Linked DNA regions of Homo sapiens: regions 1, 3 and 4 are each linked to region 2. The links are chromatin loops, found by intact Hi-C in ENCODE. Cell type or tissue: A673. All regions are shown on one strand. Each heading gives the region's core, and the rest is flanking DNA. Links, peaks and the distances in the headings are about the cores only.

Region 1 (7,950 bases), core at 1,757-6,756, 420 kb before region 2:
AGATAAAATTGTTCCTTTGATCTTGCAATGCCAAAGTCTGTTGTCCAGAAGGGAAATGTCTTTGTGCTTCTGTCTTAAACTAAGACAGATTTCATTTTTTTAATCTAAGCCATTCTGTGAACACCATGTAAAATAAAGTGCATTTTATCAAGCAGAGCTTAGTTTTCTTCCATTGTTATTTTAGGTTACATTATGATTATGTAGTGCTCAAAAAAATGTGCCCAAAATACACACATCTGGGTTTAAAATGATGAGACGCTAACTTCAAATGTCTTGATGTGGACAGCTTAGTGGCATTTGTAGGCTAGGAGTTAAGAACATTGTAGTTCTCTTCTTTATATGTTTTTCTTTTTAAGCAATAGTGATATATTTTGTCATAAGACTAAGCAGAACATAAACACACACATTTGACCTCTGTAAGAAACCTCAGCAGCTAAGTCTGTAATAAAATATATGCTGCATGATTTGCAGAATCACACCCAATGCTCTCCAGATCAAGTCTCTAAATTTAAAAAATTGTAAAATGTTAACAATTTTTAAGCATTACATTGTAATTTTAAATGTATATACTACATTATTAAGGGGAAGCTACACTGTGGGAGATTCTCGTAATAGATTCATTATGTCTTATTTCTTTAAGAAAACTAGAAAAAGGAAGTAGTTCTTGGGATTTGCACATAGTCTTGATGGCTCATTGTACATGAACTATTACATTTATGCCAAATACATATGTAATTTTTGAATGACAGTATGTCAATGATAGCTTCCAGCACCCAGTGTATTTTAGGTCTTAATGGCTTATATGGTGATTCTCCTTTATATTAAAAGATGAGCAATATTATTTTTAAAAAGTAGATAGTGAGTTTGAGTTAGAGATACAGATATTTTTGCCAAGATTAAATCTAGTATTAAAAATGTTACTTATCTCTCCATTCTAATTAGACTTAAGAACTATTTCCAGTTTCTTTCCTAGGTGAAAATTTTGGGATGATTAAAGGCTGTATGTTTATTGGCTAAAACTAACATTTCCATTCTGTCAAAATTTATGTTATCAGGTGAGAAACTTTTGATAATAAACTTCACTAAAGTCAGGTTTGAATAGCTTAAAGGCAAAACGTCTTATGCATAAATCATCTGCTTATTTTATTTTCTGCCTTGATACATTTTATTATATTATGGCATAGCAAAATTCTTGAATGCAAGTTTCTGACCAAGAGGTCTTTGGAAAATAAAGAGTGATTTTTAAATGTGTAAGAAAAAGGAAAAAAAAAACAGCTTAATCAGCACTATTTCTGGCACAAATCATGCTCAAAGTGAAGCAATTCAAACATATTGGGCATTTCTGCACAACACTCATCAACAAGCAAACAGTCAAAATCAAAGCCTGTAACTGAACTCTTCAATCATATTGTTATAAATATTTGATAATTTTAACCATTTGTCATGTAGCAAAGGATATCTATAACTTTTAGCTGAAAGGATGTGCTTTCTTTGTTCTAAATATTTCAGATCAGTTTGTATTTAATAGAAACAGAGGCTCAGTTTGCTGTCTGGCCCAAAGTGGAGATTAATGGAGATGCTTCTGTTGAAAAGCTTTTACTTAGTGTGTATTATTACTCAACTTTGACATATTATTAGTAAAGACTTTAGAGGATGAGAACAGTGTCCCAGGCATCCTCTTTGTGTTTCCCCTAAAGTCCAATACATAAGTCAAATGATGAGTGCCCTGACGGTAGAATGGTGTGCCCATGTCTCCTTTGTGTAAGTGGATCCCTTGGCAATTAAAAGTACATCACTGGCGTTTTGTCCAGACCTCTGCAAAACATCAATGATGTGTAAAGACACCATTTTATAAAAATAATTCTGCTTTGCTGATTCTGAAAATAATTTATCTGACTATGAATGTCCAGGAACAACCCAAGATTGATACAGCATTTTTTGTGACTCATTGCAGGCTGATGAAAAGTGAATTTTAGTTAAGATAAGAAAGGCAAGCAGCATGAATGGCAAGAAAAACAATCCTAGAAAATGTGTTGTATTTTTTGTGTCCGATTTTGAAATAGCTTTTTAAAAACTTCCTATCAACGTCTTTCTAGAATCCATAATTGCTAATGGTTACAAGTATCAGCCCCAGGCAAATTGCCTAGTGAGATTTTCTGCAGCAGTGAAGGTAAACAAACCAGTCACTTTCTAAACAAACATTACTTTTATGGTTATTTAAGCCTGCAGTATACATTGGAGCATTAAAATAATATGAGAATGCACAGTATCTTCTGGTTATCATAGGAACATTTGAATAAAAGTGATCAAACGCTTAAACATAACACAGAATCAGTGTAATAGAAAGATATTATAAATACATTGCAAAAATATTTTTAACAAGAAGAGGATATTAGAAATTAGAGTCACTGAATACAAGGCATCAGAAATCACTTAAGATGAACTATTAAATTGTGTGTGATAGAAAAAGAGAATAAAAAAAGAAAGAGAATAAGAGAGAGGAGATTGAGATTTAATCACTATGAGTGTAAAATTCCAGAAGAAATAATTAAGCAAGGAGAAATATTAAATTTAATTGGAAATTAGGTCAAATAAAAATATACAATGGAAAACTTTGCCATATTTTAAAAGAATGTAGGGAAGAGGGAAAACGGAAATAAAAAATAAAATTATAAACTAAATCAAAATCATAATTAATCATATTTTTGCAGAGCTTTCCTGTGAATCAAAACAATCCTCAATCTGTTCTGTAGCAAGACAGTTTAGTTTCTTGGAGATCATTGGCAATCATTTTGATTACCAAAGTAATTGTAGGGCAGTACTAAAATCCATTTCATTCTTAATTTGATGAACAAAAGACACTAATGCTCTTAAAATGAGAATAACAATTATTTGTAGCCATTTCAAAGATAAATTTGCAGTAAATCAATCCAGCAGTCATCCCTTTGATTATTTTTAAAGAATAAGAGAAATCTGAATAAAAAATATATAGATTTATCAGCTCAAAAACACAAAATAATTTTAGGCATTTGGTGACACTAAAATGCAGTTAGATTTGCCCAACATTTAATATTTCTGCTCTTCTTTTGGAGGTCTCGATTTCTAGAAAATTAATAAGTATCTGAAAATCTCTGCTAACAGAGGTGCTACGTGGGCAAATACAGAGCAGGATGATTCTCACAATACTTACTTTCTAACTCAAATTAATTAATTCTCTTCCAATGATTTAAATAGGAGCATATTTTTGGGTAAGTCTTCTTCCGTGTTGATCATTTGAGAAAATGATGGCAGAAGTGAGTATGAGCAGAATGAGGTTTAATTCTCTAACATACTACTCTATATTTAAAATGATTAAATTTGGAATATGATATCATTAAGAGAAAGACAACATTAACACCTGTAAGTTGTTCAGATTGTGACATGTTGTACATTTGTGTATAATTCCAAAATGTGGTTGCCACAAAATAATGTGTTCACCAATATCCAAGCTTTTTGAGCTGCCAGAAAATATCAAAACAATTGGTGCTCTTTGGAATGTGTAGTTAACTTCCTGCTAGGAGAGGAGTCACAGCTGCTACAGTAGCAGTGGGTTTCCAGATGTCAAGGCTGTGAGGATAGTGAGGTAATTGCAGGAAGGAAGGGATACAATTTTGTTATTACAGATTACCCTCCCCATTGAAATCTCTGGATACAGCATTAGTATCAGTGCTTTGGATATGCACATTGTGAACTGGAGGTCTTCATGTTGAAGTGTAGAGGTCTGTGCATTTGCTTCAGTCGAAAAAGCTGAGCCAGGCTTATTAAAATTTGTGGGAAACAGAGTAAATGCTCTCAAAGCTGTATTATTGGATTTATAAAGCATCCATAAGTGTTAATATGTTTTATCAGCAAAAGTTGGTTTTATAAGGACAATAACCAAATAACAAAGTTTAGCTATAAATGTTCCAGTACTATAGCTCATCCACTGAATTAAGAGAAAACAAAATGTTTAGATACCGATAAATTAATCAGCAAATCTGCTTAAGTCCTTCTTTGTATACTAGTGACTGAGTAGAGGAAACAGATGATGATTTTTCCAGTATTCAACCTAGAAGAATTTCTTTCTCAACTTCCCATGCTATGTAGTCAGAAGAGTACAAATTACTGAAAACTCTGTTTTTCATTCAGAAGCTACAATCATGGTGCCATATTTCCATATGGGAATTTTAAACACTACAGTATTTTGACATATTTTATTGTCAAAACCAATACATATTTGTCCACACAAATTAAATTGAAATTAATTGAAGAAATTCAGTTTGATAATTTCTGGTGTTTTTTTTTTTCTGTTGAGGGGTCTGTATTACTTATTGTACTGAATGTACATATTAGCTTAAGTTTCTCTGTAAATGAATGAAATAATTGGTGCATTAGTTTCACCTAAAACAGGCAGGGTTGAGGATATTCTGAGACTTATGTGAAGTTGACAATTCTGGATTCATTCTACCAGCCATGAAGAGAGAGACTTCTCATCTCACTCATAACAGATACACCATCCTCTGCTGAAACTCTAAGCTTTTCATAGTTTTTGAGGGCAGTTACATATCACTATTGAATCACACTGAGCTATTCATGGTCAACTAATAGCCAAAAGTCCCATGTGCCATTCTTATTTCATGTCTCCCACATTCTATGGAATTTTGAAGTTAAGGCTAGAACTTTATGCCTGTCTTGCTAAACCTGACCTATTATATCTGACTAAGGCACACTGGATTGTACAATTCCAGAGAGTGCCATTCCTATCATTAACTCATAAGTGTTCTTTCTGAAGTTACACAGCCTCTATGGCCGCAGGTGGCCTTGTCTACCTTTGAATTTTGCTTTTAAATCATGGATAATTTATTCACTACAGCAGATGTCCTCTAGTTTAATTAATAATATACCTTAAATTTAATAGAATCCTATCAACGTTTAAATAAAATTATTGAATTAGCGGGGTCTTAAAGTACACGTAGGTGATGACTTATAGAAGGACAAGAGCTATTGGGTACTTTAGGGAGGGCTGAAGACTGAGGACATAAAATGATTAATTCTTTTGTGGCAGGTGAAATAAGGATAATTATGGGAAAATATAAACAAATATTGATAAAAAAGTATTTGCTAGTCTAGGAGAATGAACTTTGACTTTGTAGTAGGCATTTGAAAAAAAAAAGATTTTAGCTAATTCAAATCCCCATTTAGGAGTTGATTATCAGTTTTGTTTTTCTTTTAAGGTTTCCTGTCTTTCAATGGCATGTAAAGAATCTCTCATTAAAACAACCACTCTCCTAAGTCATTCTTTCCAGTGGTAATGCTGATGTGGTCTGTTGCAAATGAGAAAACCCAAATGAATACAATTTATTTATTTTCATCTACACCGCCTTTGCTATTTTAATAAAGAGAAAGTTCTCAAGTCAAAATAAGTTGTACCTAAAATTAAGCATGTCTCCAGAACAATGCCTCTCTATACTACTGCATCGCCGGAGAACTTGTTAGGAACACAAGTTCTCAGAAACTCTGATCATCAAGCCCAGCAATATGCATTCCAATTAACCCCCCAAGTAATGCTGACACAGCTAAAGTTTGAGAAACTTCGGCCTAGCAAATCTATGGTAGCTGAGTGTTTCTTCAATAACTAAGTTGGAAGAAATAGTGACCCAGTACTTGGTTAAAGGAAATTGTAATTTCTTTTCAATATGAACATATTCACTGTAAAAATGTTTAGTCACATTTCAAATATACTGGCAAGGATAAGTTCTCATATCCACTTTTCCCCTTTATTGCATGCCATATTATTTGTTTTCAGGGAAACACTTTACTGTAATTTAAAAGTGCAACATACAGGAACAAAGCATTGTTACCCTAAGCTCTTCATAAAGAAAAAAATTGAACTATAATCATGCCACCATTTTATTATTTAGTTACTACAAGTTGGACTATAAATCCTCCCAAGTTTAATATCTGAATTTTGATACTACAGATTCATGGTAATATGTTTAGCAACATTACAATTAATACCTGAAAGGAACTGATCCCACATCTATCCTCAGTGAACAATGCTGGGTCTACAAAAGAAAAATCTATTTTAATATTCATGGATCTAGATAGCTTATTAAAACCTCAAATTTTAAAAATATAATAAAAGAGAAATATTGGTATATTTAAATTTGGGGGCCTTCACATCACCTAGTAGAAAATTTTAAAGTAAGTGACCTGGTGAGGTGAGGTGGCTCATGCCTGTAATGCCAACACTTTTGGAGGCCAAACTGGGAGGATCACTTGAGTTCAGGATACCAAGACCAGCCTGAACAATACAGGAGGATTTCATCTCTGCAAATAATTTTTTTAAAAAATAGCTGGATGTGGTGGCACACACCTATGGTTCCACCTACAATGGAGGCTGAGGTAGGAGGATTGCCTGAGTGGGGGAGGTTGAGGCTGCAATGAGCCATAATCACGGCACTGCACTCCAGCCTGGGCAACAGAGCGAGAACCAGTCCCAAAAATAAGTAAATAAATAAATAAATAAATAAATAATCCTTAGGAGCTTTGGGAAATTATCCATGAAAGTCATAAAGAATGAAGGGCAAATTAGCTAAGTCATTCCAGGTGCTCAATGAGGAAGCCATATACACAAACACACACACTCATTAGATATTTATAAATTCATACTGAAGGGAAATCTTCAACATTTACTAAATCTTGAATTGTTCATGTAGCTTTTTTTTAACAGATAAACTAAGCTAAAAGTTACTGGTTTAACAACTTTCACCATTTTTGAAACAATAATGGATCAATTCCATATAATATACTTTTTTCTATTGTGTAAAGCTGAAGATTTCATACTACCTAGATATTTCTCTGTTATTGACTTGCCTCCTAAGCTTCCATGTGACTATTATTTTTTCCTTTCTTATCAATTTATTTCCACCAAAACACACACACACACACACACACACACACACACACAGAGAGAGAGAGAGAGAGAGGCATATTAAGTTAATAGCTTCTCTGCCATCTCATCTTAGTTTAAAAAAAGTTAACAGTCCATATTTTAGACATGATTATCATGATTATCAGCTCAATTTAATGATGATTTCCCAGGTTCTCTTCAGATTTTATCTTTCACTCTCAATGTTTGTGGTCTCCCAAGAAATCTGTGCTTTAATACATGGATAAAGCCAACATTTATGGAAAGGCACAATGAAGGCTACTCTTCTGTTAAAATCAGCTCCATGTAGAATCATCATAGTAGGGTCTTGTTTTGTTCACTGCCACAGAAAGTTACCTCTAAAAACCTATTACCATATTTAACTATAATACACAAGAAAACTTTTTCATACCCAAAGGCAAACATTTTGCATCTATTTACCTTATTTGCACTGCAAATTTTCAAATAAGGCACAAAATAAGAGCCTACATTCAACATCTTTCAACATTCAACATGTGTTGTGTAGCAAATATTTCAAGAGATGAATGTACCATTGCGATTCTTATTTTTATATCCTGCAGAAACATTTGCATTGTAGAGCTATTCTTAACTTATTACATAAACTTTCTCTGTGCAAAATTCCTATTAATGTGAATGCAAATAACCAATCAAACTAATTTTGCATAAAGATAAATGAAGAAAGCAAAATTGCCTAGACAAATAGTCTAAGCAGATTTTGTTCTCAAGGGAACATTCGGCAATATATGGATATCACCATAGTGGGAGGGGATACTATTGGCATCTACTGGGGAGAGGTCAATAATGCTGATAAAAATCCTCCAATGCACAGCAAATTTCCTCAGGACAAAGAATTATCTGGTCCAAAATATCAATAGTGGCACCTGTTGAGAAATTCGGGCCCAGAGAAAAATAAAGTGTTCTCTAGGCCAATATGAATTGGCCATAGTTACTGTAATTTCCATGTTTCCTACTTGAAAAAT
Region 2 (7,950 bases), core at 1,698-6,697:
TTCTATTGGGTGAATTCTAGAGAGAGTCATAATGGAACTTCCTTCTTACACCTTCTAGAAAATTAGATGTATAGGCAACATTCATTCCGTTTCTACACTGTTCTCTGGGATTCTTAACACAATATAAAATGTCAGCCTTCAAAGAGCTACAGGTCAAAAAGGGGCATAGGTTAAATGAGATTAGAAAATCTGTTGGGTTAAAGAGGGGAAAAAAAAGCAAGTCTGTGTGAACCAAAACTCTCCTGAAACTTAATCCCTTATAACATTTGCATAAAACGCATGACTTGTAGAGCACTTGTATTTATCCCATTTTGATTCTCATAAAGACTTGTGAGGTAAGCCTTGGCTACACCTATATTCTTCCCTCTCTCAATCCGGTTTTTATTAGCATCTGAGGAAAATTGTGGTACAAAGAGATTGATGGTTTTGCCAAAATGGTGTACTATTAGTGGCTGAAGCAGGACTCTAGATTATAAATGGTGATCAATGTGTCAGAGACATTTGAACCAGAGAAAATTCATCTTAAATAAGGGCTGGGTAAAATGAGGCTGAAACTTACTGGACTGCATTCCCGGGAGGTTAGGCATTTGAAGTCATAGGATGGATAGGAGGTTGGCCCAAGATACAGGTCATAAATACCTTGCTGATAAAACAGGTTGCAGTAAAGAAGACAGCCAAAACCCAGCAAAACCAAGATGGTAACAAGAGTGACCTCTCGTCACCCTCACTGTTCTTTCTATGCTAATTATAATGCATTAGGATGCTAAAAGACACTTCCACCAGCACCAAAACAGTTTACAGATGCCATGGCAACATCAAGAAGTTACCCTATAGAGTGTAAAAGGGGAAGAAGCCCTCAGTTCCAGGAACTGCCCACACCTTTCCTGGATAACTCATGAATAATCCACCCCTTGTTTAACATATAATCAAGAAGTAAAAATAAGTATCCTTAGTCGGGCAGCTCAAGCTGCTGCTCTGTCTATGCACTAGCCATTCTTTATTCCTTTACTTTCTTAACAAGCTTGCTTTCACTTTACTCTGTGGATTTGCCCCAAATTCTTTCTTATGTGAGATCCAAGAACCCTTTCCTGGAGTCTGGATCGAACCCCTTTCCAGTAACAAATGCTCTTAACATGAGTCAAATACTTCTCAAGACACTGCTATAAAACCAAACGTATGGCACCCTCTAAATATAGCGCCCCCCCCCACCCCGCCCCCACCACCACCACTGTCCCTTTCCTAATAATTTACTGTTTAAAAGAGGTCTGATTTATACAGGAATGGCAGTGGTTCTCTGGCCCTTTCACTTGGAAATTCCTAGAAGTGGGGAGAAAAACAACCTTCTTAGGTATTTGATAAAATGTTATGTTCATGTCTAGACATTTCTAGAAGTTCATGCAACAAGGTCGTGATTCTAGAGTAGAAATCATAGCAATGAGAGAGGACAGAACTTTTATGTTGGTGAGATTAAAACTCTTTTTACAGATCTAGCTCCCAGACAAAGAATGTCCTTCCCTCCTCCTGTGACTTCCCTTCTTATGCTGACAGTGCAGCAGTAGCACAAAAGACTGCTGGGAACCAACAGCACCCAAATAAAGAAACTTTTCATTCGTAAGATGAGGGCATTTGAAGGGTATATAGCCTTCAGGGACTTTATGCAACTACATCAACCACTGAAATGTTTACATGGATGCTTTTTAGTAATGTCTAAGAACTAGGTTGCCAGCCTTTATTTCTGGTTGGAATTGATTTTCATTGCTGATGAAATCTTGAAGTTCACCATTTAACAAAAGTTAACACTGTTAGGAAATTCCTCTGCAACAAAAAATAAGACTTCCCATAACAATGGGAAGGTAGTATTTTAAGGAAGGATGCATGCGATCTTTCTGAGCCTACTAAACCCTTGAACCACTGTTTTCACTGCAGCGGGGATTCAGTTGTAGCCATGGTGAGCAAATAATCAACAGCTAACATTCTACCACGAACACATTCATGTCCCAGATGCAGCTCTAATGCAAGTTCTCTGATGTTAGGTCATTTATCTTCACCAGGTAACAAGAACACAACTAGTAAGTGGCAGAGCCAGAACTCAAATCCAGGCAGTGTTTCTCCAAAGACCATGCTTTCTAATTCTGACTCATGTCTTTCCTCAGCTAGACTTTCATAGTACCCCTTTCTCTCTCTGAAAGTTTTGTTGAGATTGTAGAAGGCTAAAGGAGGTGAGGAAAAATATAGAAGACCTAGCAACAACAATCTTCCATGGATGATTTCAGCCTATTTTTGTAATACACACCAAAGACTGGGAAAACAGTGAGAAATTGAACCGATGACCTGGAAAACCAGCTCAGGTTAGGAAATGTCAAGTCAGTAGGACTTGCTGAAGGGATGGAGATGAAAGCAAATAAGATTCTCCCACACCCCCTTTTATTTTTGCTTTATAAAATGAAAAGAAGGAAATGAGGATGATCTTCATTTTTTTGTAATAAGCCATGCTTTGTTATATGTCCTGCAAGGCAAATTCATATATACATCCTCCCCATTGTCTGTGCAAAAACTGCACTCCTTATAGAAAGGAAATAAGTAGCAAGTAACTCTGAGACTGCAGCTAGTATTCGGCAAAAATATTTGTAACACAAGTACATCAAAGTCACTAATTCATATTTCACTGTGCTATGAACCTGAAAATTCTCATAAAAATAGCATTTCCTGAAGTGCCACCAGGATATATTGACTGTTAAAAGTGGCACTTCCTGATTGTCTACTGACGCCCAAGTAAAGTATTTATTATGCTGTTACATTCAAGTCTTTTTTTTTATTTTCATGGTGTAATGAAAATGCATTTGTCTACAGTAGCAGCCTTGATTCTTTCCCATTATATTTGTTCATATAATCACTAATCTGCCAAATTTAATAGTTTACTAGTCACTACAAAAACGTCTTCTGACTTTAAGTTGGAATAGGAATAAATCAGTTATATATGCTTCAGGAAAATAAATAGATATATGTGCAAATTTCAGGAAGGATTTTGTGATGTTTACACATTTTGCAATTTGGTCTGAGAACTTGCTATTTTCAGTATAATGGGATTTGAAATACAAATAGCTAAGTTTTATTGACCATTCTCCATGCGCCAGGCACTGTGCTAAGTATTTTGTATGTATTAACTCATTTAATCCACGTATTAGCCCTATACAGTCAGTACTATTGATTCTACCATTTTACAGAAGCATACCGAAGGTTACTCAGTGAGTAAGTGGTACATCTCAGATTTAAACTCAAGCAGTCTGGCTGTAAAGTGGGATTTTTCCACCTCAGCACTATAAACATTTTAGACCAGATAATTTTTATTGTGGGAGGCTGTTTTGTACAGTGTAGGCTGTTTATCAGTGTACGTGGCCTCTCCCTCTAGTTGCCAGTAGCACCACTTCTACCATTCTTCCTTCCAGTTGTGACAACAAAAAATGCCTTCAGGCATTGCCAATTTCCCCTGAGGGATTAAAATGCCCCTTGGATGAGAACCACTGCTCTAGAATACACATTCTCAAAGCAGGCAATATTGCCCTCAAGAGGACAAAATTTGGATCTAGGGGGTACAAAAAAATTCTACTCTTTAATTTATGGAGCGCAGATACATAAGCAGCACATAAACAGATATACAATATATTTGTAGCAATAAAATTTCATTTAAAAAAGTGTCTGAAATGCTCCTTAGGAAGAAAATAATGAATAAAAGGTTGAGAAACACTGGGGTAGAACTTGTACTCTTGATCTCTATGCTATACCGCACAGTAACAGGCCAGATTTGTAAGTCTGAACTCTAGAATGAAACCTAATTTGAATACTCCCTGAAAATGATCAAGGAGATACTCTCTCTGACTTCCTCCTAGAATGAGACCATTACCTTCACCTTCCTGAGGTTTCACCATCATCATTTCAGGCTTATGGATTGGAAAACTTGGTACCTGTGAGGTTTGGGTTCAACAAAACACTTCTATTTTTCAAACATTTTCATTCCAGCTAAAACTGCAAAACCATATTAGCGAAAAGCAATTTTTCTTAAACTTTTTAATCCTGAGTGTATTTCAAACGAAATTTATCCATATATAGTTCTCATTCATTTACTCTTAATTCATCAAGATGGTGTTTTGTAAAAAGCAGTTAACAACGAAGGAGCTGTATGTGTGTTTTGTTTTGTTTTGTTTTTTAACTTGAACCAGGAAGTTGGGCTTTGCTAGGGCTAAATAGATTTAAAACCCTTTAACTTTTTCAATACTTAGCTAAATGTAATTGTCTCTCTTTACTAATCATTAATTTGAAGGCTACTTTTTTGATGTAAAATGTTTTATGGTAGAAAAAGTAACAGAGTGAACAAATGCACTTCATTACAAGAAAAACTAAAAACTGGAACATAAGAACAAGAATGTGGCCAGAGAATTGTATGTTTGCAGAATACACTGCTTCTGTAATCTAATTTGTTATAGGTTGTACTTAGTAATATAAGAATTACATATCTCTTTAAGAAGGTAGGGTTATAATTGTCAAATATTTCTCTGTTTGAAATAATGCTGTGTATTTATAGGAGACTTGCTAGAAATTCCTTCCACTTCTTCCTCCATCCCTACCCACCTCCCTACAATCTTTTAACTTTGTGGCCCCCTTTTGTCTCTTTGAACATAGCTAAAATCATTGCTAAAATAAACAGTGGGTTTCATTAGGACTAAATGTATATGAAAGAAACAGAATAAAAATCTAGCACGCATCTTTAAAAGGTGCTTTACAATTGTGTGTTCAATTATATGTTGAACATATCCATCCAAAGGTAAATGCTAAACTTTTAGACATGTTATATTAAAAAGCAAAGCAATCAAATGGTTTGGAAAAAGTTCTACAAAATTCTGAATAACCAAACTCTCAACTCTTTTATGAAGAGAAAAAAATAAACTGTTTCCATATGAAAGAAGATGATATCATTTACTTTTAGTATTTCCCACACGAATCTAGCTTTTGTGTGTTATGCAAATGCATTAAAAATAGGCAAAAACAATGAATTCAAGAAATAAGTCAATATACTGAAGATACTTAAATGCAACAGAAAGGTGTAGAACTGTGCCAGCAAAAGATTGGTTTAGAGACAGTTCCAAATCATTTTTTTATATACACAATTCTACATCCACAAATAAGTACAGTGTCCTATTGAATCCATATATCTATGAGATGGCCCAGAAATCTACATTTTACAAGCTTCCCATCCAAGGTATATGCATAGTGTATCTGAGACCCATTGATTTAGATAATGGTAATAACTGATTGTTGGACTAACGCAAAGGATTAGATTATCAAGTAAGACTTATGTGAGGCAGAGATCTTACCCATTGTCAAGACTTAATAAATTATTACAAGAATATAGGCACTTTTTAAAATCTTAAAGGGACCAGAGAGAGGTCTGGGATATTGAGAGGGGCTCCCAGGTCCTTCTTACCCACATTAGACATGCCCATCTGGTTCAGAATAGATGAGGTCTCTAAGTGAGGTCCAGGGTTTCCTCATACAGCGGGAGCATTTCAACTACAAAACATCTCTACCTCCAGAGAGCTGTAGAGACCACGTGAAATTCCCCAAGAGCCATGTTTGGCTTCTACTTACTCTTAGTAATCCTTATCCAGGGACATTTTGCTAAGGACATTTCAGAGACAAGGTTTCATTCTCCTAGAACATATTATTATTTACCCAGAGTCCCATTGAAAAGGACTGGAGGCATCCCCTGGTATAAGTCAGTGGATCACAGGCTGGCTGTTTTAACTCCTTCCTCACAAATATAAATGTAATGAGTATGCTACAGACCTGTGATATTCTATGTTGAGTGCTTTCTCAGGCTCCTGGGCTTGGACCTTCTCTATCCTTTCTACCTTAGTTTCCAAACCAACACTCACCCAAATCTTTGTTGAACTAAAACTTATGATATAACTGAGCTCCTCCTCTGATATTATTTATAATATTTTGTCATGGGTTAATTTTTCTCATGTGAAGGCTAATTCACTGTGATCAATGACTGCTTTTATTTATCGATATGACATCTAAGTTGATAGAAACAGAAATGCATAAGAATGAAATGAATCACCAATTTAAGATTTGAGGATACAAGATAAATATTGCTGCTCTTTTCAGTTTAAACTAATTCTAGATATGACAGAGGTCTTGATATGTTTATAAGATAATTAAATATAAATAAAAATTTTAAATAATTTAAAATACTTCCCTCTCAAAATGACAGTACCATCTTTTTCTTTCACTGAACTCATAAAATTAGATTAAGATGGTATAATTCTGATTTGTTCATTATGAAAAGTTGCATGTTTTCAAATAGGAAATGATGTACTTCAAATGTATTATATTTTTAAAAGTTCAAATGGCAAAATATATTGGTTTGAAGGCTGATATAATATCTCTATGGCAAAGGGACCTACAGGAAAGTTTTAGAAACCATCATATTGATTCTAATCAATTTTGCCGTGGAAAACACTAACAACCCAGCACTTGTACTACCACAGGAAAAAAAATCCTTGGGATCCTCTGTCAATGCAAGTGGCAGGGGCACTATCCAGCTGTTTGGAGCAGCAGCAGCAGCAAGTGACAACCTAGAAAAGTATTAGGGTGCAGCATTGAGTCAGTCTCTCCATACAGGCAGTTACTATGTAAATCTTTGAGGGGTTCAGTTATTAATGCATACAGAAAGCTCACAGCATATAGTTCCTTCCCTCTAACATTGCATGCTAGTTCAGATAAATATTTAAAGTAGCATGTACCAAAAAGTTAAAAGACAATTACTTAAAGCACTAATTTTGTGGTAGAGACTTTCTATATAAGATGGAAGAAAGGTGAATTCAGGAAAATTGAGGAAGATGAATTGCAGAAGATGCTCATGTAGAAGGTAAGACAGTGTGAATTTGGTCCTTTTCAACTCACTGCCACCAATAAACAAGAGGCAGGAGAATGGTTGAATGTTTAATAAATAACCAGTCAAAGGAACATGTAGATGAATGAAATAAAAATGGTGATGGTTAGGTCATGTTAAGTTATTCAGACATTCTACTCATAGTTGTTTTTTATATATCAATACATTTTTTCCTATAGCCTGGAGATACAGTGAGATAAAACTATTTTGTATATTTAATCAAATGTCTTTTGCGTTTTCTGCTTAAATGCTCACTATAAGGATTTTTTTAGTAGAAAAAATTGCATAGTCCTCCTCAGATCAGGTTTCTGGCCATAATAATTCATATAACCTTATGCTTTCTATCAGTGATGTTGCTAGTATCTAAGAACTATTGGCTGCAACCATCTAGCTCCTATGAGACCTAGCAAAGGAAGTTTTTAAAAAGATATTAACAAAGGATTGTTTTTCAGTTTTTATCTGAAAAACATTAACTGACAAGGAGACTTATGATCAACAAAAAGAAATTAAAAATGTTTACTACCCCAATAGAGTTACATGACTAAATGAAATATAGTTTCTCAGCTCTGATTCTAAATCTTTGTCTTTCCACCTGAGAAAAGGGAGAACTGAGATACAATTCACCATTATTTCCATAAAGGAATCCACACAGGGACTTTCATTCCAAATTAATCAAAAAATGAGTCTTGAATAAAACTAAACAGTTTTATACTGAATAGAAAAAAAGGCTTTTCTCTTTACAACTGTACAGAAATGAAAGAAAATAGGAATATTTGAAGCATAGGAAGAAAATATACTTTTTCAAGGGTTGTTTTTTAATCTTTATTGTAAGTGTATTCAAATATGGCAAGAAGGACACATTGGGAAGCTCTTGAGGCAGTCCAGGTAAGAAATGGTGGTGGCTTGGACCAGCCTGGTGGCAATGGAGGTAGTGAAAAGATTGATCAGGTTCTGGATACATTGTGCTTTCATTTCGGCTCTCTGCCATCTCTTCCCAA
Region 3 (7,950 bases), core at 1,568-6,567, 150 kb after region 2:
TGTTTATAATACATTCCAAAAATGCATGCCTCTATAAATGTATAAATTCATGCTTATTCTAGTAGGAAATGTTTTTCCCAATTTTGTCTCAACACTAGAAAACTTAATTTTGTGCCCAGTTACATAATCTTAGATAACAGTAGCATCTACTCCTGCTTCCTTTATAGTCTTCGTTCTATTGAATACTTAAATGTTCAATTTTATAATCATCTATTAACCTGTAAACCACCTCCAGACGATTTCAAAGAAGAGGGAAGCAGCATGGTTTAGTATCAAAAAATCCTACAATGGAAATCTCTCTGATTCTGCCATTAACTAGCTATCAGACCTCCATCAAATCACTTTACCAAATTAGATATAAGTTACTTACAGGGATTGAACTAAATAATCCTTTGAAGTTTCTTTCAAATCTAAATTCTATGATCATTAAATCTTAAATTATCAATAAGCCTAATTTTTGTGTGTTTTAACATGAAAATTTCTACATGAAATTTCTCATTATCATATTAAAAACTGATCTAAGCTCAACAATTTAAATTAATAAGCACTTATTGTTTTGTTTTGTTTGTTGTTGTTGTTTCTAGAGACAGAGTCTCGCTGTGTTGCCAAGGCTGGTCACAAACTCCTGGGCTGAAGTGATCCTGCCACCTCGGGCTCCTGTGTAGCTTGGACTAAAGGTGTACACCACCGTGTCCAGCAAACATTTATTTAATAATTTAATGGCACATTAATGGGACTTATTAAAAGTGAATGGTATACAAAGACAGACATTGACTATCATTATACTATCTTCTTTATTACGTGGGCCTTTTTAAATATCTTTCTAATTGAAAAATAAATGCATATTGATTATTGAAAATTTACAAAATAAACTAAAGACAAAAATATTACCACCAATTCCAACAATCATTAATTATATATAACATATATAGTATTAATATATTAACTAATATATATATAATTAATATAATATATATTTATGTATTATCTATATATAAAGTATGTGTTTTATAAATATATAAGTATATTATAAATGTGCATTAATAAATGTATATTTATTTATATATTCATAGAAAAGAGGCAAGTGTGTATATTCATAGAAAAGATATCAAAATATATAGAATATTCTCCTTTTTGTGAATATACAAATAAATTGTTAGTCCTACTTATGCTAGTTGAGGAATATATTGTTTCTTAAGCTGTTTTATTCCCCCTTAGATATTAAACATTTCAATATTATTAGAAGTACATATTTTTGAAAAGATAATTTTAATTTTTACCTGTAGCCATTATGCAGTAACTGTTACTGAATTTTCTTCATAGAAAATGATTAGAAAACTGGACTAAACATGAAACAACAGTTTATAGGCATCAAACAAGCACCACACGTCTAAAAGAGGAGAGAGAAGCGTGAGTCCTAATACTGCCCTGGCTTCCTGTTTGTAAGCACTTTCTAGACTACAGTGCAAAAATGCAAAGCCCAGGCAGAACATGTCTCATGTAGCAGAAGACACAGAAATCAGAGTTTGGGGAAGTCAACACGGCTGGAATTTAAAAGGCAGAGTGCCAGAAAAGAGATATACAAAGAAATAAAGAAATACAGAACTATGCATAGAGTTGAGGCTTTGGCTGAACACTAAGCTGAGCATGAATAAGGAGAGAGACTCCATGAGTTTGAACAAGGAACTACCAGGGAAGTAACAACCACTGGGAGTTGCTGAAACAGGACTGGAAGTTGTTTCAATTCTGACCAAAATGAAAACTACTTAATTAAATCCCAGTGCATTTAGTAAAGACTCCAAAAAGAAAATCTTAGTAGGGCTAAACTAGATCTAATGTACAGACTGCTATAGAACCTTCCTAACAGAGCTAAAAAATAAGCTTTGAAAATTAGATGGACCTGTAAGTAATGTAATGTAACTGCCTTCCAAACAAACAAGAAACATCTAGCTCTTTAAAAGAGAAAAATATCCATATCATCAACAATATAGTATTTATAATGTCTAGCATTTGACCAAAAACTATCAGACATGTGAAGAAAATAGGACTCATTTTAAACAGAAGAAAAATATCAGTCACTAGAAATACACCCAAATATAATGAAAGTAAACAATTTTTAGAAGTAGTTTCAAGGACTTAAAGAAAAAGATAAACATAATGAGACGGAAAAAGAAATATTAAAAAAAAAACAGAAAGAACCACTAGAGCTAAAAAAAAAAAAAGTAGTACTCAAAAAACATACTGGATAGAATTAATAGGAGATTAGACATTTCAGAAGAAAATGTCAGTTAATTTGGAGATGTTGCAATAGAAACTATCCAAACTGAGGCACATAGAATAAAAGGTGAACTGGAGAAAATTAACAGAGATTTCATGAGCTCTGGAACAACATCAAGTGGTCTGAATTTACTTATTCATAACAGGAATAAAAGAGAGGACATCACTACAGATATTATAGACATTTAAAGGTTAACAGATATTGTGAACAAATGTATGCCAATAAGTTTGACAACTTAAATAAAATAAACAGATTTGTTGAAAGACACTAATTATCAAAACTGACAAATAGGACATAGAAACTTTGAACAGATCCACATCTATGAGGGAAACTGAATTTGTAATATAAACTTTCCTTCAAGTTAAGTCCTGATCCAGGTAGACTGTCTGAATTCTATCAAACATTTACATAGTACACAGATCTTTCACAAACCCTTTCAGAAATCAGAAGAGAATAAAACATTCTCAACTTATTTGCCCTGAAAAACAGAGTGAAAAATTAGAAAAAAATAAAATTAGGAGTAGACATCTGCAAAATGGCAGAATAGGAGGTAACCCTCTCACATCCCCAAACAACAACAAAACTTTTGCACTTATCCACAGACAAAGGTCTCTCTGCTGGAGCCTTAGGATTCAGATTGGAAGTTGTGAAATCTTAGTGGAGCCCAAGATCTAAAAGTGTCATTTTGAGAATGCAGACTGACACCCAGTTGGCTGATCTACCAATTACGCTCCTTGGTTCAAGTCTGAAAACAGCCTCATTTCCCAAAGGGCTTGGCTACAGCCCCATATGGCCTTCAGCATGCAACAAAACCATCAGCCAAGCTGTCCAGGAGAAACTGCACACACTAGTACCTTGTGGAGAGGCTTATCTGTCCACTGACATCAGGGTCAGCAGTGAATGTGAAAGTTCCCCTGTAGCTTGACCCCAACCCCCTCAGCTGAGGTCCCAGCTCAGAACTGCTAATATAAGGACCTAGAGGGAAATATGACCATATCTCTCAGCTCAAGAGTCTGAGCCTCCATGATGGGCTTGCCAACATCTGTCCCATAACAGATCTTGAGCATGCCTTGTCTTAGTTCCAGTCCTTCCTGCTGCAGTGGGGAAACAATCCTATCTGTGCACAAGCATGCTGGAAAATTCATACCCACACCCATCTAAGCCAACAATATTGGCTCACCACTGTCATCTCACAGAATATCCCAAGGAAGCCCAGTCTCAGCTTTGGCCCTCCCACAGCAGTTGGATAACTGTACCATCTGTTTAAGAACCTGCTGGGAGAAACATGCGCCTCTGAGCCAATGAAACTGGGCTCTCCAACCTCCATCCCACAGCAGATTTTGAGGTGGCCTAGTCTCAATTCTGGCTCCACTTATGCTAGTTGAGAAACGACCCCTCCTGTATAGAAATTTACTGGGAAACACACGCTTGTCTGAGTCAATGAGACAGGCTTGCCAGCAGCCATCACATAGCAGGTCTTGAGGGGTCCTAGTCTCAGCTTTGGACCCTCCTGTTACAGTCAAGGAAATACCCCTACTTGTGCAGGGTCCTGCTGGGAGACAAATACCCATTTGAACCAACAAGATGGGCTCACCAGCCTCCATCCCACACAAGATCCTGAGGGGGTGCAGTCTCAACTCCATCCCCTCTGCTGCAGTCAGGGATCTATCACCTGCATAGGGCCTGCTGGGAGGCACATGTGTCTGGGCCAACAGGACACTCTTCTGGGGGCAGCTCCATGACCAGCTTTTCCACACAGCCCCAGTACGCTCTTTGGGTCTTCCCTAGGTACATTCAGGCCAGAGAGCCACATCAACCTTGGAGCTCTCACAAGACTCACAGCAAGCCTGGGATTAGAGCACCCTCTAGTGCTAAGACAACTGCAGTTATCACATGCTCAGAAAACACAGTTATTACAGGCTCAGAGATCTGCTTGGAATCTCTGGAAAGCCTCTGAATAAGGACTGATATAAACAAAGCCAGACTGTAAAGAATGGAATAAATACCTAATCCTTCAATGTGCAGACATTCTCACATGTCTGCAAACATCAGAAATATCCAGGGACTATGACCTCACCAAATGAAAAAAATAAAGCACCAGTGACTAATCCAAAGTGATAGAGATCTCTCAAATAAAATAGCTGTTTTAAGGAAGCTCAATGAACTTCAGTAAAACTCAAAGAAACAATTCATGAATTTTTCAGATAAAATTAACAAAGAGATTGAAATAAAACAAAAACAGAAATTGTGGAGTTGAAATACATAATGGATGAAATGAAATGAAAAGTACAATAGAGAGCATCAACAGCAGACAAAAGAATCAATGAGCTTGAAGTCAGGCTATTTGAAAATACATAGAGAAGAAAAGAGAATAAAAAGTAATAAAGAAGGTTTATGGGATCCATGAGACAACATTAGAAGAGCATATAGTCAGGAAGAGAAAGCTGGAAAAGTAAAGGTGTAAAAAGCTAAATCAAAGAATTAATACCAGATAACTTTCCAAACCTAGATAAATCTATAGATATTCAGGTATAAAAAGGTCAATGGTCACCAATTAGATTGAACCCTGTATTAGCTCATTCTCACACTGCTATGAAGAAGTATCCAAGACTGAGTAATTTATAAAGAAAAGAGGTTTAATTGACTCACAGTTCCACATAGCTGCGGAGGCCTCAGGAAACTTGCAATCATGGCAGAAGGCACCTCTTCACAGGGTGGCAGGAGAGACAATGAGTGCAAGAGTATTAATAAACTTAATAGATACATTTAACATTTAATGGTAACTGCCATAAGCTTGTTTAGGAGCAAACTTTCTAAACTACTAGAGAAAATAGCTGTTACTGTAACGCAGGTGTGGAGTGGTTATATTAGTCTGTTCTCACACTTCTATAAAGAACTGCCCGAGACTGGGTAATTTATAAGGAAAAGTTTAATTGACTCACACTTCTGCATGGCTGGGGAGGCCTCAGGAAACAATCATGGCAGAAGGGGAAGCAAGCGTATCTTACATGGTGACAGGCAAGAGAGAGTGCATGAAGGAGGAACTGTCAAACACTTATAAAACCATCAGATCTTGTGAAACTCACTCACTATCACAAAAACAACATGGCGGAAATTGTTCCCATGATCCACCTACCTCCCACCACGTTCTTCCCTTAACACCTGAGGATTATGGGGATTAAAATTCAAAATGAGATTTGAATCATGGCACACGTTGCTATACCAAAACACTTTAACAAGAAAGAGCACCATAGATTTATTTAATCAAAGTTTTACATGACATGAGAGCATTCAGACTTGAAGACCCAGAGACCTAAAGTAAACTATCCATTTTTATGCTTTAGGTTCAATGAAGCATGGACAGTGTGTAGAAATGTGACGAAAGGGTATGAGCTAATGCTAATAGACAGTGCAGAAACTTAGCAAGGCTGGATTTTTCTTGGCCTTTCTGTGGAGCATTTTTTTCCTCCTGGGTTTAGGGCAGGACCCCTTCTGAAATAGGGGTTTTATAACCTCTATCAAACCATGTAGTTCAGAGAATTTCTTTATGGCCAGTTCTTACAAAGAAAGGTAGGCGAAAGTTACAGAAATATTTTTAGATTTACGGCTGGCTTTGGGGGGAAGGGGTTCTGGTTTCTATGACTGACACTGGTGAAGAGGAATTCTAGTATCTATGGCTAGCCTCAGGGGAGAATGAAGGAAGAGAGACAGGAGGGCAGGACAAGGTCAGAGGAAAACTTGGCCTCTAAGGCTGCTTCTGAGGCCTTTACTTTGTGGTATCATTTCCTGAGCCCCAACAGTAACCATACACAGAAAAAAGTGGGAGGGAGTGGAAGCATAGGAAAGCACATGAAAAGTGTGAAAGTGTAATAGATCAGTAATTCACATATTTAAAGATACTTAAGCGATATCTCTATACAATGTTAACAAGAGACACACCATATAGCAATAGAAGTTAGAACTAAAAGAACAAATCAGCAAATAGTAATAAATCATATAGCATTATTAATATGGTATAAAATAAAACCAATGCAGAAAGCTAGATCTTATCACATTTCATAAATTGTATCATTTACCACAATACAAATCTTGAATCTTTAATGGTTTTCTTTTGAATATACCTTATTTGCTTATTATTTATAATTCTCTTAAATACAGTAAAAAGAAAAAAGCATAATACAAATAAAGCATGGCATACAAGGCCATTAAATAGTTCACAGCGTGTTTCCCTAAATCTCATTCAGCCTTAAACTTCCACTTGGAGGATACCAACATTCCACTTTAAATGTCTATATTTTAGGACAAGCATTCCTCCCCTTCTTTAGGGGTACAGTCTAAAGAAAGGCATGCCCATTTCACCCCCAACAGATCTCTTAGCACCTCAGTCTCTGTGTCTTCATAAAAATTTAAGATGATTTCAGTTTTTTCCAAGAACAATAGGTAGTTAACTATGATTTCATCTCATATATAGAGTGTGAGCGTATGTGTACACGCACACATACACACACACACAGAGATATATATGTGTTTGAGCTGGACATGAGAAGCTAACAGCATAATTGGGAATGAGGGGAAAGATAGGTTATAGATATTACCTAGACTATTAACAAACTTAATAGGAACATTTAACATTTAATGGTATGTGTGTGTGTGTGTGTGTGTGTGTGTGTGTGTATATACATATATAATATGTATATATATAAAATATGTATATATGTATATATATAAAATATGTATATATGTATATATATAAAATATGTATATATAATATGTATATATATAGTGTATCACGTATATATCATATATATGAGATGTTTCTGCTAATGTAATATATATACTCCAAAAAGAATTATGTTCTAAAATATCTGACACTGAACACAATAGTGTTCCAGAGAAAAATAGGGTTGAGGGCGATCCATCAAAACTTCTGAAACTTTTTATTCAGAGTACTACCATAAATAATAGCATCTTAAAAATATTCAAGCATAGTTAAAAAAGAAACATGTTAAATCCTAAAAAAAAAAAAATTATTGAATATAGGACTTTATCTTTGGGAGAGGAAAAAGAAAGGTAGAACAAGGGAGGACAATAGGGAATGACTAAAGCTGCAAAGTTCTGGAGATGAGGGCAAAATGTATTTCTAAGAGCACCCAGCCTCACTGAACCATGAGGAAGACTGGAGGTGAATCCAGTACCACGACCTTGACAGCTGCTAAGCAGGCTGAAATGTATATTTGAGGTTCAGCTGCTGTTGCTTGGCAAAACCTAAGCAGTTATCTGCTGGGGAAAAATTACATATAAGCCAATGTGCCTTCTATGTCAAAATAACATCATTCCTTATTTATGAGTCATATTAATCAATTTGCATTAGAGAAACACTTGTTATGGCAAAACAGACTTTATTCATTGTCGTGACAAATGACTGTAACATTATTGCTTTGGAAAAACACACCCATATAAATTTTCCAAAGCAATAATAAGGCAAAACTGCCAACCACTCCTACAAAGCATAAAATTCAGAAACAAGTAACCAGAATCAAGTAATCAGAATAACAAAAACAAGAAATGCTTCTCTTTTCACTATGCATCTTGATAGTCAATAACTTATGACTCATTTAAAAAAGATAGTTCCTAAAAGCTATTAATAGCATATGGAGGAAAAAATCTAATGT
Region 4 (7,950 bases), core at 1,088-6,087, 150 kb before region 2:
TCAGAGAGGGCTAACATGAATTATAGTCAAAAGAAAGACAGGCACAGAACTGAACCTATCCCTGAAACTGGCTTCTCCCAAATATCTTTTCAAAATATCACCTTTCTTTTCTTTAATATTTTTCTTTGCCTATTTCTCTCAAATCCTGAAAAGGAGAAGGGAAGACAGTAGGCCCAATAAAGTGCAAATGGGAAGAAAGGGTGGTTAAAAACGATGACAGGTGTAACTGAAATCTGGAATGCTGTTAAATTTTTAACTCTCTCTCCTAATTATAGCCCTCCTGACACTTTCTGTTTCTGAGCTCCATCAGTGAATGGTGGAAATGACCTCAATACATTTCATTAACTAGATCTCAGATTTTTTTTTTCTTCTTCAATCACTTAAGCAAAGCAACTCTCAAGCCTGACTGTCCTGTAAAAGGTGAGGTCTCCTTCTTGAAGCTGAATCACTCCCTTGGGGTTTGAGGGTCATTTACCTTTGGTTAGTACAGCAGATGGAATGTTGTATGCTTGGCTCAGGGCTTCTGGCTGAGTGCCCTGGACTGTGAGGACAGTTGCTTAACTCAGAAGGTGGCTTCAGATTCCCCCTACCATCTTTCCAGGGCTCCCAGCTACTTGAGAAAGCTATAAATTACTGTTGTTAAAATGTTATACAAGAAACTAAAATATCTCAACAGCGTAAAAACCCAAGCCATTCAATTATTAATTAAAAAGGCAAATGATTTAAATAGATATTTTTCAAAAGAAGACATACAAATGACCAATAGTATATGAAAAAAAGTTCAGTATCACTAATCATCAGGGAAATGCAAATCAAAACCACACTGAGATCTCCTCCCACTCCAGTTAGACAAAAAATAACAAATGCTGGTAAGGATGCCTATAAAGCGGAACCCTTATATGCTGTTGATGGGAATGTAAATTGGTACATTTGCTATGGAAAACAATGTGTATGTTTCTTAAAAACCTAAAAATGGAATTACCATGTGATCCAACAATCTACTACTGGGTATATATCCAAAGGAAAGGATATCAGTATGTAGAAGAGATATTTACACTCTCATGTTTGTTGCAGCACGATTCACTATAGCCAAGATATGGAATCAATCTAAGTGTCCTCAACAGATGAATGAATAAAGACAATACACAATGAAATACTAATTTATATATACATATATATGTGTGTATATATATACAGACACAAAATGAACATATATACACATTGCATATATATACTACATTATATTATATGTAGTATACAATGTATATACAATGGAACACCATTTAGCCATAAAAAATTAAATCAAATCATTCAAGGCAACATGAATGAATCTAAAGGATATTATGTTAAGTGAAATAAGTCAAGCACAGAAAGATCAATACTGCATGTTTTCCCTCATATATGGAAGCTAAAAAAGTTGATCTAATAAAAGTGGAGTATAGCATTGCATTTACTAGAGGCTGGAAAGGGTAGGAGGGAGAGGAGATAGGGAGAGGTTGGTTGACAGGTACAAAATTACAGCGTAAACAGGAAGAATAAGTTATAGTGTTCTACAGCACTGTGAGGTGACTAAAGTTAACAACATTTTATCGTATATTTTCAAATGTCTAGATGGGAGAATTGTGAATGCTTCCAACACAAATAAATCATAAATTTTTTAGGCAATGGATTTGCTAATTACCATGATTTGATCATTAGACAATGTACACATGTATCAAAATATCACACTATACCCCCCAAAATAGTACATTTCTTATGTGCCAGTTAACGTAATAAAAATGTAGGTACGGCCAGGCGCAGCGGCTCATGCCTGTAATCCCAGTACTTTGGGAGGCTGAGGCGGGTGGATCACCTGAGGTCAGGAGTTTGAAACCAGCCTGGCCAGCATAGGGAAACCCCATGTCTACTAAAAATACAAAAGTTAGTCAGGCATTGTGGTGCATGCTTGTAGTCCCAGCTACTCAGGAGGCTGAGGCAGAAGAATCGCTTGAACCTGGGAGGCAGAGGTTGCAGCAAGCTGAGATTGAGCCACTGCACTCCAGCCTGGGCCACAGAGCAAGACTTCATCTCAAAATAAATAAATAAATAAATAAAAAGTAGGTACAGAATTCCAGATCAGATGTGTGCCCCAAGAAGTGATTTAAATAATAAATTATTGTTTCATTTCTGCAACATAGAAATGAGGAGCCAGTTTCTTAGAAAAATGAAAAAGAAAAAGACTTCATTGTATGAACATTTATTTCTTGGGCTTTTATTATAGTTACATTGTAGCACTTGTGTTAAAACTCATACATTTATCAAATAACCTAATGGTCCATATAGAGCATAATGAATGCTTCACAAATTATCAAAATTCTCTTGGATAGATGAGGTGTCTACATTTACTGAGTGTTTTATTTTTATTTTTACTTTTTGTATGCCAAGGTTTGTGCTAGGTTGCTTGCAATGTATTATCACACTTACTCATCACAGCTGTCCTAATGCTAACCTCTCTTTTGAACAAATAAAAAGTTGGAGACTTAGAAATGAGAAGAGTTTGCCCAAGTTTACACAGTTAATAAAAGACAAAATCGGGATATAAGAGCACTTGCTGTTTCTTATTACCACACTATTGACAGAAAATTGCAAAATGGCAGAATTTGAAACTGAGTCTCCTGCCCCTGAGTGTGTGTTCTTTTAATTATGATTCACACATTCCTATAAGCGCCTGAATTTTTCTCATGGAGTTAAGAATTGGCAGTGAACAACAAAATGTACTGAAAAATTCATGGGCTTTTGAGTAGGAATCCCCTGAGTCTAAATCTCAACAAAGCCATTTATGAGGGGTATTATTTGGGGCAAATTATTTAATCTCTCTAAGCATTCATTTCTATCTCTGTAAACCAATAATATACATTTCATAGGTAAAAATGGAAATAAAATGTATAGCATGTATTTGATATTGTGAAAAAATGCACATAACATCCATAGCATGATATTTGGCACTTAACTGTTGATACTCGATTATATAATAGACAGTTAAGTTTTTTCAAAATTATTCTAATATTGGCATAATACAAAAATATTTTGAAAATATATATTTGCCTGAGTCTATTGAGGCAAGTTGGGGTCCAGGAGCCTACAGGATAGGGGGGTGATTTAAAAGCGAAGATAATAAAAAGAAAAAGAAAATTAGTTTCTAAAATGCAAAAAGGAGGTGGAGGAATGTAATAGCATTACAAGACAGGCTAATGTCTTGAGATAAAATTATCCAAATATGTCCTTCCTCCCTACCCTCTTTCTCTTTCACATAATAAGGACTAAACTACCACTAACATGGATGGAGTATATCCCTCCATGTCTCCATGCCTATTACAGCAGCCAAGCACTACCCAATAATGAGATAGTAAGAGAACCCAGAGAAGAGATGGTATATTACATAAGTGGGGAAACACCAAGGGCAAAGGTAGTCCTCTAGTACCTCCTCTCCCAGTCCCAGTCTAGACAGAGGGAGTTACAATCCAGATTTTGAACACTTGTGCTCCTTGATTTTCCTTCCCCTATCCCTAGGCCCTGAAAGTTCACAATCTTAATTTATATTTTTTGGTGTTTTGTTTCTGTTTTGCTTTGTTTTGTATCTGACGTTCTCTACTTGCACAAACTTTGCCACCATGTTTAAATGACTTTGCATAGGGTTGGTAGTTCCTTCCAAGGAAGGAAGGGAGGGAGGGAGGAAGGAAGGAAGGAAGGAAGAAGGAAGGAAGGAAGGAAGGAAGGAAGGAAGGAAGAAGGAAGGAAGGAAGGAAGGAAGGAAGGAAGGAAAAATTATCACAGCAAGCAGTAGGGGACCTGAGGTCTGAGAGTAAGATCTTATTAGTCATAGACAAAATTTAAAAAATACTTTTCTTAGTGTGATTAAGTATGAGTAAATTTGCAACTCTGTATAAGAATCTGTTCTCACTCTCAATTCTCTAATTCATATTTTGAATATCATTGAAATAAACTTTACATTTCAATAAAAATACTCAATTTAGGTAGTAAGAAGCATTTTGATTGGTGTTAGATGATGACTTGAAATAAGTAAACTGACTGGATTATATTAATATTTTAATTAATATTTTTCCTCTCTGAATATTTTTCTTTCCTTTCTCTTCCTTCTCTTTCAGCATGAAATCAGCTCTGTGCTGAATGCCTCAGGGAAGGAATGTGGCAGAGAACAGAAAACAAAAGTAAGCAGCCATGGCTGTATTCATTTTCTAATTAATTCACTCATTTACTCTTTCAGTATATAGCACTGCTGAGAGAATTCCAAAATGGTAGCTTTTTTCCTCCTAAAATATGTCATGTCAGCTCATAACTTACCCTTATATTCATTTATTTAATAAACAAATATTTGTGTGTGTGCTCTTAGCATGTATCAGAGTATTCTGGATGCCGGCTGCCAAAGGTAAAATGGCAAGAAGACAAAGACCCTTTTCATGTGGAAGTAGAGGGCAGATAATTTTAAAAAGCAAGGAATTGCCTTGATGTATTTTCTATGCCCAAACTAAACTCCAGAGAGGAGAAGAAACATTGCGATGTAAACACACAAAAACAGAGAGACCTGAAAGGAAAAGGATTTTCCTCAGAGAATTATCTCCCCTCAGATTAAGAGAAGAAGGCAATGATGAGAGACCTGTGGTTTCCTGCCGGGGCTGAAGGTACCTCCCCTCCATTTCCTAGGAAAGTACAGCAAAAGGAGAAAATGGCTTCACACTGCTTCTGGGCGAAGAGAACATATGCCCTCTCTCCCAAGATTTGCCCACCAACCATGCTTGGCACTGAGGCATCAGAGAGAACTAAGGGACTTGTAAAGGCCACATAGGCCAGGATGACAGCTGTCTCAGCAGCTACAGGCATGGACTCACAGCCAACAACCAAATGGGCCATCCCCAACTCCTTGGCATTAAGACCTTAATATCATAGTGAAATCCTAACTAGAGAAATGTCAGTAAGGATTGGGGCTTGGGAGTTCAGGTATTTTTTTCCCAGCAGTCTAGTGGAATTTGTTCTGGAGTCAGAAATTAGATAGCTTATAAAAATTAAGTAATATATCATAATTTTTAATTTCATAGACTGAGATATCTATTACACCAGTACGGTGCTTGGGTAATCTATCGTGGCATCTTTCTTTTTTTAATTTTGCATTTTTTAATGTTTGTATTTCAGATGGTGTTTCGCTCTGCTACCCAGGCTGAAGTGCAGTGGTGTCATTATTTCTCACTGCAGCCTCAAACTTCTGGCCTCCAGCGATCCTCCTACCTCAGTCTCCAGAGTAAGCAGAATTATCAGTGTGAGCCACTATGCCTGGCTCTGTCTTGACACTTTTGTATTTTTCAACGCCACATTGAAGCAGCTGTCAAGTCCTGTCTCTTCCTGCACACTCTGTGTGTGTGTGTGTGTGTGTGTGTGTGTGTGTGTTTGTATATTTCTCAAAAGTATTGCTGCCTATCTTAATTACTGTTTCCTTGGCTCATCTCTCCAAATTGCTACCCTAACCAAATGTCCCTGCTTCCAGTTTTATTATCTTTCAATCAATGCAATACCCAGTGCATTTTATTTAAAATCTGTATCTCACAATGTCTCTTATCTGTTTCATACCCTTTGGTGGTATCTATCTGTCACAGTTAAAAACATGACCCACAAGCCCTTCCAGGAACTGGTTTTTCTCTTCTCCAGTCTTCAGCCTTAGCTCCCTCTACATCTTTCAGTTTGGTTTCTGATCCAGCAACATAGCCACATATTTTTTTCCCAGTTTTAGATCCTTTGCTCATGTTGTTCCCTCTGCTTGGAATTACCCTCACTTTGCACTCACTTTGCCTTTGTAACTTCCACTTATGCTTTAATGTTCAATTCAGGCATCCTTTCCATCAAGATAGTCTCTGATTTTGCTTTAGTCTACTTCCTGTAGTACCACTGTAATTTATGTAATAATTACACATAACTCCATTTTATATTCTGTGGACATCTAATTATGTATCTGTCTCTGCCCACAAACTGTGAGCTCTTTGAAGGCAGGAGCCATGATCACCAATCTTTAAGTCTCTATTACCTACAACAATTTCTGGCCTAAATAGGCATTCGATTCATGTTTGTTGAACTGAATAAAATTATCTAAACAGAAATCTGGCAACACTTCAGGGATCTTTCATCAGGAATCTAATTTTAGAGAATCCAGATGTTTCCAGGCAAGCAAATTAATGTGCCAGTAATTCTTCAGGGTCCATCAATGTATACGTTGTCTGATGAGTTTAAGGACTGATCAGATGCTGTTTCACAGACGTGAATGTCTAGAGCTGTTCCTGAGGTAAGACACTTTAATTATGTGGATGTGCCCTTTAGATTTGTATTCAGTGCTATCGTCATGATTACCAGAGCAATCATGACCATAATAATAGCAAGAGTCCCTTGCATTTATATAGTAGCTCATAGTATGTAAAGCATTTTCTTACACATCACAGCTTTAAAAGATAAACAGGGTAGGCATTATTATCTCCACTTCAGAGATGAGATAACTGAGGTTTAGAGAGAGTAAGCATGTGGTCTAAGACCTCAAGCCCATTAAACTGCAGAGCCAGAACTGAACTGACTTGTTAATCTTTGATTCATGCTGTCTGCTTAAATTCATGTCAACGATCATGTTTTCTAGAGGAAATAGGAATTGCCTATCTAAGCTCACTTCTTTTCATTTCAAACCTAGATGCAGGATGTGCCTAAAGAGAAAGAGAAAGAGAGGCATGATTTCTGCTACATGTCATTACTTTGGGTTCTTCAAATAAATCAATTAAATGTAAGCAAACTTCTAGTAAATAAATGAGTAACTATAATTGCTATGGAACATCTAAAGGTAATGTAATGGATAACTAATTGTTTTCAACGTGAGTGTAGGATTGGCACACAAAATTGGCAGAAACAAGGCAGCGTCTTTTGGGGACTTCTTGATCTCATTTATTTTTCTGTCTCTTCTCCCTAACTCACCACTATACATGATAAACTTAAAGCAACTAATCTCTCAATAACTGTTCTGCACTCATGTCTTATTTCCTGTCCTACCTGTCAAGTGCCATAGAGTAGCATTAATATCTTATTCAGTCTTATTAATTCATTTAATAAGCATGAATTAAATGTCAATTGCGTGCCAAGATTCTGATATACTCGAACGTTACCAAGATGAATGAGACCAAGCTAGCCTCAGCTCTCGTGTGGAGTATGCAATCCAGTGGGGGAAGATAGGTGACAATGAAAGCAACATTCCTGTGGGTTTCAGAAGTATGTGGTAGCACAGTGATAGCCCCCAAAAATGAATAAACCATTTAGCTTGGAGGATTCTAGTGAGACATCAGAGAAGATGCATACAACCTTTGAGCTTCAGTTTTATCATAAAACTAGTAGATGGTCAATAAATGGCACATAGTAGATGGTCAATAAATATTTGCTGGTTGATTAAGACACAATCTGGTACAAGTTATTACAACCCTGCTAAATTCAAATCACTATAGTATACTCCCTCTTAGAAACATTAGCCTTATAACTTCATCTGAGTTTGTGGAATTAAAAGTTTCTCTCTGTATTATAGAAACTTCAAGCATCCGCAAAAGACTGGGCAAGACATCCTTCCAGCTATATTTGACAATCACCTCCCTTGCCTATGAGCAAGGTAGTAAGCTTTTTCTCACAAGCTGTTCACTCTGAATGAAGAATTTGTTCTTTTTCGGGGGACTGAGTGTCTCTTACATGAGAGAGGTTTGTTTCTTCCTGCCCAATTTGAGTTTTTGTGTTCTAACATTAAAACATAGTGAGTGAAGATTCTTTTCATCCACCCATTTCTAAGTCAGATGAGTCAATGTGAGATGGCAAAAGAAATGATGATCACTTAAGAGACCCTGTGATCTCTTAGAGTTGACCACAGAATTAAATATGGCTTCTTCAGGT

What was found. Hi-C counts contacts between places; a loop is a spot of excess contacts. Peaks named below come from ENCODE experiments on the same cell type or tissue, not always from the same donor. Only the 100,000 strongest peaks of a DNase experiment are listed, where the experiment ranks them.
Region 1: it touches region 2 in a loop (5-fold over the local background); 1 of 110 quality-filtered maps calls a loop at or near these places.
Region 3: it touches region 2 in a loop (6-fold over the local background); 1 of 110 quality-filtered maps calls a loop at or near these places.
Region 4: it touches region 2 in a loop (16-fold over the local background); 1 of 110 quality-filtered maps calls a loop at or near these places.

Annotation. Positions count from the first base shown.
Region 1 is chr1:198,888,651-198,896,600 of GRCh38, forward strand. The region is part of intron 2 of MIR181A1HG (MIR181A1 host gene); the gene reads right to left. Among named protein-coding and RNA genes, the nearest start is that of MIR181A1, 33 kb to the left of the region's middle. In A673, for the core only: no CTCF peak of the experiment used is centred there; a DNase peak (open chromatin) is centred at 3,641; H3K4me3 peaks cover 1,046 bases; H3K27ac peaks cover 4,466 bases.
Region 2 is chr1:199,310,116-199,318,065 of GRCh38, forward strand. All of the region lies in intron 3 of LINC02789 (long intergenic non-protein coding RNA 2789), which reads left to right. Among named protein-coding and RNA genes, the nearest start is that of LINC02789, 170 kb to the left of the region's middle. In A673, for the core only: a CTCF peak has its summit at 3,581 (motif pointing left); DNase peaks (open chromatin) are centred at 2,066, 2,696, 3,106 and 3,476; H3K27ac peaks cover 3,564 bases.
Region 3 is chr1:199,459,580-199,467,529 of GRCh38, forward strand. It overlaps LOC105371680 (a long non-coding RNA gene), which reads left to right. Exons shown (of 5, transcript XR_922402.2): 5 at 585-855. Among named protein-coding and RNA genes, the nearest start is that of LINC02789, 310 kb to the left of the region's middle. In A673, for the core only: a CTCF peak has its summit at 4,167 (motif pointing left); a DNase peak (open chromatin) is centred at 4,132; H3K27ac peaks cover 1,753 bases.
Region 4 is chr1:199,157,278-199,165,227 of GRCh38, forward strand. It overlaps LINC02789 (long intergenic non-protein coding RNA 2789), which reads left to right. Exons shown (of 4, transcript NR_147896.1): 2 at 4,146-4,208; 3 at 5,188-5,293. All of the region lies in intron 1 of LOC107985243 (a long non-coding RNA gene), which reads right to left. Among named protein-coding and RNA genes, the nearest start is that of LINC02789, 13 kb to the left of the region's middle. In A673, for the core only: no CTCF peak of the experiment used is centred there; DNase peaks (open chromatin) are centred at 2,714, 3,544, 4,194 and 4,714; H3K27ac peaks cover 5,000 bases.